Regions from separate parts of the Homo sapiens genome. Here region 1 is linked to region 2. Evidence: chromatin contacts called from ENCODE Hi-C or POLR2A ChIA-PET data. All regions are on one chromosome and are shown on one strand. Each heading gives the region's core, a stretch centred on a gene start or an enhancer-like site at or near the end of the contact. The rest is flanking DNA. Distances are from core to core; before and after follow the strand shown. Region 1 overlaps GALM (galactose mutarotase). Region 2 overlaps GALM (galactose mutarotase).

The links. A loop is a pair of places that touch in the nucleus more often than their neighbours do. ChIA-PET counts read pairs that join two places held with the same protein, here RNA polymerase II (POLR2A). Pooled maps may share reads with other maps.
Region 1: a map of CD4-positive, alpha-beta T cell shows a loop between it and region 2 (5-fold over the local background). The contact joins two enhancer-like sites. A Hi-C loop is called at or near these places in 16 of 168 maps with a recorded cell type or tissue (CD4-positive, alpha-beta T cell, CD4-positive, alpha-beta memory T cell, CD8-positive, alpha-beta T cell and 10 more), 1 of 37 single-sample maps with no recorded cell type and 15 of 50 pooled maps. POLR2A ChIA-PET finds 5 or more read pairs at or near these places in 23 of 52 experiments (A673, AG04450, CD4-positive, alpha-beta T cell and 17 more).

What each region holds. Positions count from the first base shown.
Region 1 is chr2:38,679,297-38,684,155 of GRCh38, forward strand. GALM (galactose mutarotase) reads left to right here. Exons shown (of 7, transcript NM_138801.3): 3 at 1,984-2,190. LOC124905993 (a long non-coding RNA gene) reads right to left here. Exons shown (of 3, transcript XR_007086292.1): 3 at 4,587-4,859. Among named protein-coding and RNA genes, the nearest start is that of GALM, 16 kb to the left of the region's middle. Within about 2 kb of position 3,540, at least 3 of the 41 ENCODE cell types and tissues checked have a DNase peak (open chromatin) inside an H3K27ac peak, as active enhancers do; they include CD4-positive, alpha-beta T cell and CD8-positive, alpha-beta T cell, where a contact is called at or near this core.
Region 2 is chr2:38,720,423-38,724,999 of GRCh38, forward strand. All of the region lies in intron 4 of GALM (galactose mutarotase), which reads left to right. All of the region lies in intron 1 of LOC124905993 (a long non-coding RNA gene), which reads right to left. Among named protein-coding and RNA genes, the nearest start is that of SRSF7, 29 kb to the right of the region's middle. RefSeq lists a silencer at 1,802-1,861 and an enhancer at 2,652-2,701. Within about 2 kb of position 2,465, at least 9 of the 41 ENCODE cell types and tissues checked have a DNase peak (open chromatin) inside an H3K27ac peak, as active enhancers do; they include CD4-positive, alpha-beta T cell and CD8-positive, alpha-beta T cell, where a contact is called at or near this core.

The DNA of each region.
Region 1 (4,859 bases), core at 2,290-4,789, 40 kb before region 2:
CTTTAAACAAGATTTTTTTTTCCTTCTAAACAATGGACAGGTAGTATGAAACTCCCCACCGCCCCCGACACACACTAGGAATGTAGAAGGTAGATGTGGGTATAAGTTAACTCCACTGAACTCAATTTGCTCATCTGTAAAATGGAGGTAAATAATATTTGTTGAAGCCACATGAAATTGCCAGTGTTCAACTGTTTTGACCTACAATGATGGTCATTTCATTTGGGCAACCAAATCTTTACCTTGCAAGATGATTTATGTAAAGCACCAGGTCATTGACTATTGAGCACTCAACAAGTTGGAGGTCTCATGCCTGCAACAGGCCCCTTCTTTAGTGATCCCAGAGCTCTCTAAAGGCACTGGGAATCTCTGGCCAACTCATCCCCTGATAGTATAGAGTAAGGGAACAGTCTCAGGATCCAGTCCAATGCCACACACTAGCTGTGTGGCCTGGGGCAAGCGGTTTATCCTCACTGAGCCTCCATTCTTTCATTATTCAATGAGGATGATGTTACCTACTTTAAGTCTGCTTTGAGACAGATAGACAGTGTCTGTGAAGTTTGTAGCAAAGAGTCTTGACTCATAATGGGCACCCGATAAGTGTTCGTTTTCCCTTCCCTATAAGTGTAATCTTGGAGCCTCTAGGACAAAGTTGAGAACAGCCACTATGTTAATCCAAGATTCCAATTCCTATTTCCAAAAGCAAAATGCCTTTTATTTATTTATTTACTTTTTTGAGACAATGTCTTACTCTGTCACCCAGATTGGAGTGCAATGGTGTGTGCGATCTCGGCTCACTGCAGCCTCAACCTCCTGGGCTCAAGCGATCCTCCCTTCTCAGCCTCCCGAGTAGCTAGGACTACAGGTATGCACCACCATACCTCGCTAATTTTTTTAAACTTTTTCATAGAGATGACATCTCACTATGTTGCCCAGGCTGGTCTTGAATTCCTGAGCTCAAGCGATCCTCCTGCCTCAGCCTCCCAAAGTGTTGGGATTACAGGCATGAGCTATTGCACCTGACCACAAAAAAAAACTTTAAAAATAAACTCTTCTTCATACTTTTTTTTGCCAGTCTTAGAATCATATTTTCTGGAACAAGAAGAAACTTCGAGATAATTTCTTCAACCCCTTTATTTTATGAAAGAGATTAATGCCTAGAGTCACACAATGAGCTAGGGACAAATGAGGCCCCTCAAATCAGGACTCTTGACTTGTAGGCTACAACTCTTCTTAATGGCACAAATGCCTTATTTGTTTTGAACTCTGCCTAGGGAACACAGAGAGCCTTGTAGGGATTTTAATAAATATTTGTATATATACCCCTAGGAGACAGGGGCTGATTTATTAAAGTTTTTTTTAATACTCTCAGCAGATATTGCTATATGGCGTTTAGCAGAGTGGGGCTACAAGATTAAAAAAAAAAATCAAAGAAAAATCATCAAAGAAGAGGAGAGGAAAATATTGTAGACACACATCGTACAAAGTTAGAGAAAAGAGAATGGGGAGTGTGAGAAGGTAGAGAAAAACAAACATTTGTAATAATTAAAATCCAGGGACCAGGTGCGGTGGCTCATGCCTGTAATCTCAGCACCTTGGGAGGCCGAGGCAGGTGGATCACTTGAGGTCAGGAGTTCGAGACCAGCCTGGTCATCATGGCAAAACCCCGTCTCTACGAAAAATGCAAAAATTAGCCAGGTACAGTGGCTCATGCCTGTAATCATACTCGGGAGGCTGAGGCTTGAGAATTGCTTGAACCTGGGAGGTGGAGGTTGCAGAGCCAAGACTGTATCACTGCACTGCAGCCTGGACAACATAGTGAGACCCTGTCTCAAAAAAAAAAAAAATCCAGGCTATCATTAAAAAGTCTTAATTGATTGTATAACCATTTTCCTTGTGAAATCAGTTGTCTTTAAATATTGAAATATGGCATTTAGCTTGAGGATGGAGCAACTACACAACTTTGAAAACACTTTTTTCCAGGTGCTCTGGACCCCTCGGGTGCTGTCAAATGGCGTCCAGTTCTCGCGCATCAGTCCAGATGGTGAAGAAGGCTACCCCGGAGAGTTAAAAGTCTGGGTGACATACACCCTGGATGGCGGAGAGCTCATAGTCAACTACAGAGCACAAGCCAGTCAGGCCACACCAGTCAACCTGACCAACCATTCTTACTTCAACCTGGCAGGCCAGGTAAGTGAACTTGTTTCTTCTTTCCTGCTTCGTGCTTTGTGGAATGTCCTGGGCTGTGGCTAGAGAGATCAGAGTAGTGTGGAATTGCTGTGGCAGTGAGGTCACCCTCATGATGATGAAAAGGGCCCAGCAGAGGGCTTATAGTAGGTGCTCAATAATTGAAAATTATAGAGAAAGACAGAATGATTACATTGTACTGCCAAGAGAAGTACCTGTTTCCCGTTTGCTTCAGACAAGTAACTAGCTGTTTCAAGAACTCCCTCTCAGAATCTAATTGTAACATGTGCTTATATTTGCTTCCCTTATTCCACGTCTACTCCCTGCAAATTTGTTCCAATTAAGGTGCCTTCCACCCTTGGAGCTTTGGAAATGGGCATGGTCCAGCTCCTTTAGATATGCTGCCAATATGTGTGTGCTTCCCCTGTGAGCCTGCCAGCTCCTCCCAGGGGTTTGGGTGGGCCAGTCCTGCCCTGCGCAGTACCGTGGAAAGAGCACTGGACTTGGATTTAGAAGACCTGGTTTTTTTAGCTTAATAAAGGCATATTCTCAATTTCATAGTAATAACACTACCTACTATTTGTCAGCTGCTGTTAGAAGCCCTTTATGAAGTTGTTGGTTAAGACACTAAAATCAACCCAGCAGAGGGATAAACCCCAGTGGGGGACCACTTGAACTGCCCACATAAGAGTGGTGTAGAGCTGCTGACAACCCCCCTTAAGTGATCCCTTCTGAACTACCTCATTCCCTCCTAAAGGTAACAGTTTAGCTCATTGAGGAGGATATCATATCAGACAGAATAAAAAGCTTAGCTAAACTCTGTAGATTATATCTATTACTTCCTCTTTATCTGAAGAACTCATCATTGTCTACTATACTTGACTCACTTTGGCCTGATTTTCTACCGCAAGATGGTGTTCACAGTCAGCTAGTAATATCTCACCTTTTTATACTGTTTCAGGAGTTTGCTGATGATCTGCTGGATTCTGTTTTCTAGAATTTTCCCAAATTGCAGAGTTAATTGGTTCTTGTAAAATTTCCAAAGTTCTCCCTTTAAAAAAGTTGACCCTTCACTTGCGGGTTCCTTATCCTCAGGAACTTTCACCATCCTTCTTGAAATCTTAAAAACAAGGCCAGGTGCTGTGGCTCATGCCTGTAATCCCGGCACTTTGGGAGGCCGAGATGAGTGAATCACCTGAGGTTAGGAGTTTGAGACCAGCCTGACCAACATAGTGAAACCCCGTCTCTACTAAAAATACAACATAAGCTGGGCATGGTAGCGTGGGCCTGTAATCCCAGCTATTCGGGAGGCTGAGACAGGAGAATCACTTGAACCTGGAAGGCGGAGGTTGCAGTGAGCTGAGACTGCGCCATTGCACTCCAGCCTGAGCAACAAGAGTGAAACTCCGTCTTTAAAAAAAAAAAAAAAATCTTAAAAACGAAACAAAAGACAAAAACAAAACAAAAACCCTCAGACCTAAGAGGATCTACTTCTTAAAATAAGTTCAGAAACAAACGACAGAAATAGAAGAAAGTATTGTTTTATGTAGGTAAAAAACTCGGTGATAATTCTGTTTTTTACATTTTTTGCATACTTAGGACATCCTATTTAATAATAGGGAGGGGAGATCTAAAGGAATAGATTAGAAATAAAAAGAGAAATTATGCATGCAGTATTCCATCTGCCAGTGTGTTCCAATGAAGGAGACAATATGGGAATGTTAGGTTTACTAAGGCTTTTTACGACTCTTCCAATCCTGCAGGGACTTGGAGTGACGGGTATTTCTGAATCTCTTTTCAGAGGCTGAATAGTTTCCTAGATCATAGACCCCACCCAAAAGCGCGGTCAATGAACTTCCTTCCGTATACCACAGATTGAATATCCCTTATCCAAAATACTTGAGGCCAGAAATGTTTTGGATTTTGGAGATTTTCAGATTTTGGAATATTTGCGTTATATATACTTATTTGTTCAGCATTCCTAATCTGAAAACTCGAAATCTGGAATGCTCCAGTGACTACTTCTGAGCGTCATGTTGGCACTCAAAAAGCTCAGATTTTGGAGCATTTCAGATTTTAGATTGTCCTCTTTTTTTTTTTGAGGTGGAGTTTCACTCTTGTTGCCCAGGCTGGAATGCAGTGGCACGATCTCGGCTCACTGCAACCTCCACCTTCTGGGTTCAAGCAATTCTCCTGCCTCAGCTTCCCTAGTAGCTGGGATTACAGGCGCCCACGACCACGCCCAGCTAATTTTTGTATTTTTGGTAGAGATGGGGTTTCACCATGTTGCCCAAGCTGGTCTCGAACTCCTGACCTCGGGTGATCCACCCGCTTCAGCCTCCCAAAGTGCTAGGATTACAGGCGTGAGCCACCGCACCTGGCCCCAGATTTTAGATTTTCAGATTAGGGATTTTCAACCTCTATCTTAGTAAGCGTAGCTTGAATCCACAGCCACTAACTTCAGGTTTGAAGGTGGATGGGGGCACCAGCCTTCCAAGGCACTCCGGTAGGAGTGGATGATCACCAAGCCAGACCTGGAGTCAAGGGCCTCTGCATCTTCAGAATATCTCTTGCCATACCTTGAGAAGCATTATCATATATCTCAAACCCTCCCCAGGCACATAGCTCAAAACCTGATATTTAAATTAGTCAGCTCATCTTATATATTTTTG
Region 2 (4,577 bases), core at 1,215-3,714:
AAAAAAAAAAAAAAAAAGGCTGTGGGTGGGGGCAAGGAGGAGCCAGGGAGGAAAATTAGTCTCCTGTCAGAATTTGTGAAGTCAGTGCTAGGAGGTGAAAACATCACCTCTTAGATGCTAGCAGTATACTAGCAATCTATTGCTATACAACAAATTACTCCAGCACTTCGTTTATTATCTCTAATTGTTTCTATTGGCGGGGAATTTAGACAGGGCACATCTTGTCTCTGCACATGATGTCTAGGGCCTCAGCTTAAAAGATTAGAACAGGGCTGGAATCATCAGAAGGCTTGTTCACTCACATGTCTGGCAGTTGATGTTGGCTGTTGGCTGGAGGCCTTGCTGGGGCTGTCAGCCAGAACAGCCCACACACAGCCTCTCCACGTGACTTGAGCTTCCTTACAGTATGGTGGCAGGGCTCCAAGGGCAAATGTCTTGAGAGAGAGAGAGAGGGCGAGGCTGGAGCCTTTTACATAACCTGGCTGCAGAAATCACACAGCATTACTTGGCCACATTCTTTTGGTTAAGGTGGTTAAAAAGGTCCATCCAAGTTCAAAAGAGGAAACACAGACTCCACGGCTCAGTGAAGAAGTATCAACATCACATTGTAAGGAGAGCATGTGGATGGGATCTAGACTACTGTGGCCATCTTTGAAGAATGCAATCTGCCACAAGCAGTCATGGGGAAAAGGCCAAATTCCTCATAATAGAATGTGGGTGTGAATCTCTTATGTAAGACAAGAGATATGAATCAAGGCAGATGGATTTTGTGAAGGCAGTGAGTTTTTCCTTCACTTTCAGAGTGCAGGTAATTATAACTCTGTCAAGAATGCAAATAGAAAGAGGAAGGTTTAATATTTTGTGACAGAGATCTGGAATGTTATAAAGTCCTATTTCCAGTGATCAGATCTACTTCATCTTCTTGCAAAAATGAGGCAGTTGTAGTGGCTAGAGTAACACCCTCATGAACTCTCTTTGTTAAGTCATCCCCCGTCCCAGTCACTTCCACCTCTTCCTGGCTTACTGTCACTCTAACATCACTCTTGTCATAATCCTTGATTATTTTCTTATCCATGTTGGTGATACCCTGACCACTCTGCTTCTTTTTTGAGACGAGCTCTCACTCTGTCACCCAGGCTGGAGTGCAGTGGCATGATCATGGCTCCCTGCAGCCTTGACCTCCCAGGCTCAAGTGATCTTCCCACCTCAGCCTCCCTAGTAGCTGGGATCACAGGTGTGCACCATACCACACCTGGCTAATTTTTTAATTTTTTGTAGAGACGGGATCTCACCAGGTTGCCCAGGTTGGTCTTGAACTCCTGGGCTCAAGGGATCTGCCCTCCTTGGCCTCCCAAAGTGCTGGGATTACAGGCGTGAGCCACCGCGCCTGGTCCACTCAGCTTGAGATCCACTCATCCAATGATCTTGTCCTTCACCCTTCTCAGCTGCTCACTTCTTTGACTTTGTCATGACCTGTCTTTGCAACCTTCCATGATCGCTATTCTAGATGTCTTTCAGCTCCAATAATTCTTCAGCACCACAAGAACATACAGTTCTTTGGTATAACTACTACCTTTTCACTGTCCCTCCCCAACTATGCCTTCCCTTCCCCCCCCCACCCCCCCCCCCCACCTAGAACAGAAGCGCATCATGCGGGCCGGGTGAGGCGGCTCATGCCTGTAATCCCAGCACTTTGGGAGGCGGAGGCAGCTGGATCACTTGAGGTCAGGAGTTCGAGACCAGCCTGGCCAACATGGTGAAACCCTGTCTCTACTAAGAAGTCCGTCATGAGAATCACCCCTTTGCACACACTCAACTCTCTTGCCCCCTCCCTCCTTCTTGTGTGCTCCTAATAAACCCAACCCTGATTAACCCCACCCCCTACACCCTCCACAGCTGTCATCATGCAGTTTCTGGTCTCTGTATTTATGAAAACAACCTCTAGTGGGCCCTTGATGCTGTCTGCAGTCAGACATTCTCTGAAATAGGGCATGGGCTGCTCCTCTGGCCCAGAGCTGTAACCCTAGATTGTTGGGTCAGAGCCCCTCATCTGCCAGGCACTGCTGCCCAGACCTTAATACACACCCATCTGGCCTCCAGGAGAATAAGAAATCCTCTTCAGAAACTGCTTCTCCCTGCCGACACCCCTGGCTTTCTGGTGGCTTCAGAACTAAAGTTGGAGGATGTGACATTCTGTCTGAGGGTACCCCTTCCATTTCCGCTTCTTTTTCCTGAACACTCAGCATTGCTGAGAGCTATTTTGACAGCTCCTTCTATTCTTAGCACCAAAGCACAAAGTCATATATGCAGATAAACCAAGGCTAGAAAAACTGCATGTTCATTTTCTAAATTCTTAGTGAGAAAAATCAAGAGCAACTGTCGGGGTTGGGGGCGTAAGGGGCTGTGACCAAGTCGGACACTCCAGAGGGAGGTGGAAAGTGCCTGAGTGGAGATTCTGACACTATGCAGATGTGTCACCTCGGGCAAGTCCCTTCAGTTGCCGGGGGCTCAAACTCACCATCTGCAAAGTAAGGGGACGGGATGAGGGAATTCCTAAGCCCCTTTCTAGATCTTTCATTCTTCGTCACCAGATGCTACAATATACACAGTTGCCTCTGGGTTTTTTTCTGCCTCTCCTGCCTTCATTCATCAGTTTTTCAATCAACGAAAGGCTCTGCTTCATGCCCAGAGGGTACAGAGATAAATAGGGCACAATTCTTGCCCTTTAGGACCTCACTTTCCTTATAGACACATCACTTGATATATGTGAAAGTTGGTTATACAAACTGGGTCATTGTCATACCCAACTAACTCAGAGTTGAGAGGCCGGGGGAAAAGAGCAGTTAGGGTACATAGCACCTGCTCCAAGAATTGATTTTTCTGCAAAGCTGAAACAGCCTGCTATAACCCTGAGACCAGTTTCACCCTAGTAATCGCTAAAATGACCTGCTGTGACTCTAACACTAGTTTCACCTGCTGCTGTCACTCACGAGTCAGAGCCTGCCAGCTCCCAGAAGTTTCTTTAGTGCCAATGAGCGTTCTTTCAGAACAGTATGTAACATTTCTCTTTCTAATAAAACTCCCGGCCAGGTGCAGCAACTCACGCCTGTAATCGTAGCACTTTGGGAAGCTGAGGCAGGAGGATCACTTGAAGCCAGGAGTTCAAGACCACCCTGGGCAACATAGTGAGACCTCATCTCTACAAAAAAATTTAAAAATTATAGCTGGTGTGGTGATGTACTGCAGTAGTCACAGCTACTCGGGAGGCTGAGGCAGGAGAATCCCTTGAGCCCAGGAGTTTGAGGCTGCAGTAAGCTATGATCAAACCACTGCACTCCAGCCTGGGTGAGAGAGCAAGACACTGACTCAAAAAAACAAACAAAAAAAAAAGCAAAAACAAAAAATATGTATATCTAATAAAACTCCCAACCTTCTCTTTGTTTTCCAGACATGCTGAGGACCACCTAGGCTGTGTGTGCACTCTGAATTGCAATTCTGTGATTCTCTCTTTTTTTGAGACTCAGTCTCACTATGTTGCCCAGGCTGGAGTGCAGTGGCACAATCTCAGCTCACTGCAAGCTCCACCTCCTGGTTCAAGCAATTCTTCTGCCTCAGCCTCCAGAGTAGCTGGGACTACAGGCACACACCACCATGCCCAGCTAATTTTTGTATTTTTAGTAAAGACAGGGTTTCACCATGTTGGCCAGACTGGTCTTGAACTCCTGGCCTCAAGTGATCTGTCCATCTCGGCCTCCCAAAGTGCTGGGATTACAGACATGAGCCACCATGCCTGGCCAATTCTGTGATTCTCAAATAAAACATTGAGAGATTCATCTCTATATTTTATTTGACTTTGACAAATCCTGTAATTATGTCATAATATGATGAACGTTTTGAGAAAAGTCTATTCTAAGTATAATGAGAACAAAGAAAAAAAAGATTGGTCCTGGCTATAGAGGTTAGAATATTTCACAAGAAGAAATTATGTTAGAGAATATTCTTGAACGATCAATTGGACTTTGCCAGACTGTGGTGGGCATAGGGGACCCAGAAGGAACATTCATTCTAGTTATGAGAAAGGGCCCAGAGACATGGCGAATCTGGGGGACAAATTCCACATTTTCCATATACTTGATCATTAAGCACATGACCAAGTGTGTCAGTGCATGAGGATGGACAAGATAGATTGGAGCCTTCACTGTTTTTTTCTTCTCATTTACCAAAAATTTCATCATTTTAGAATTGTCCCAGTTTTCTAATTTTAAGTCAGGGCTTCTTTGTCATGCTTAAAGTCTTACCCTCTGTGCCCTCTGCTCTGTGTTCTATATGGTAGCCTGAAATTTGGCCCTGTTATATATATTTATTTATGCCAGACTCCTGAAGGTGTTCAAGCATACCATTTATCAAATATTTCCATGTAATGTGGCAGCTAATAACAGCTTCGTTTTACAGAGGGAAGAGCTGAAGCAAACACTGATTTGTAGATTGCTTGGTAACAGGAAAGAGACCTGATGTATGCCCTCTGTCTTTCCTTCACAAAAATTTTGTAGCTTTCTTTGTTTCTTCAAGCCTTCTAC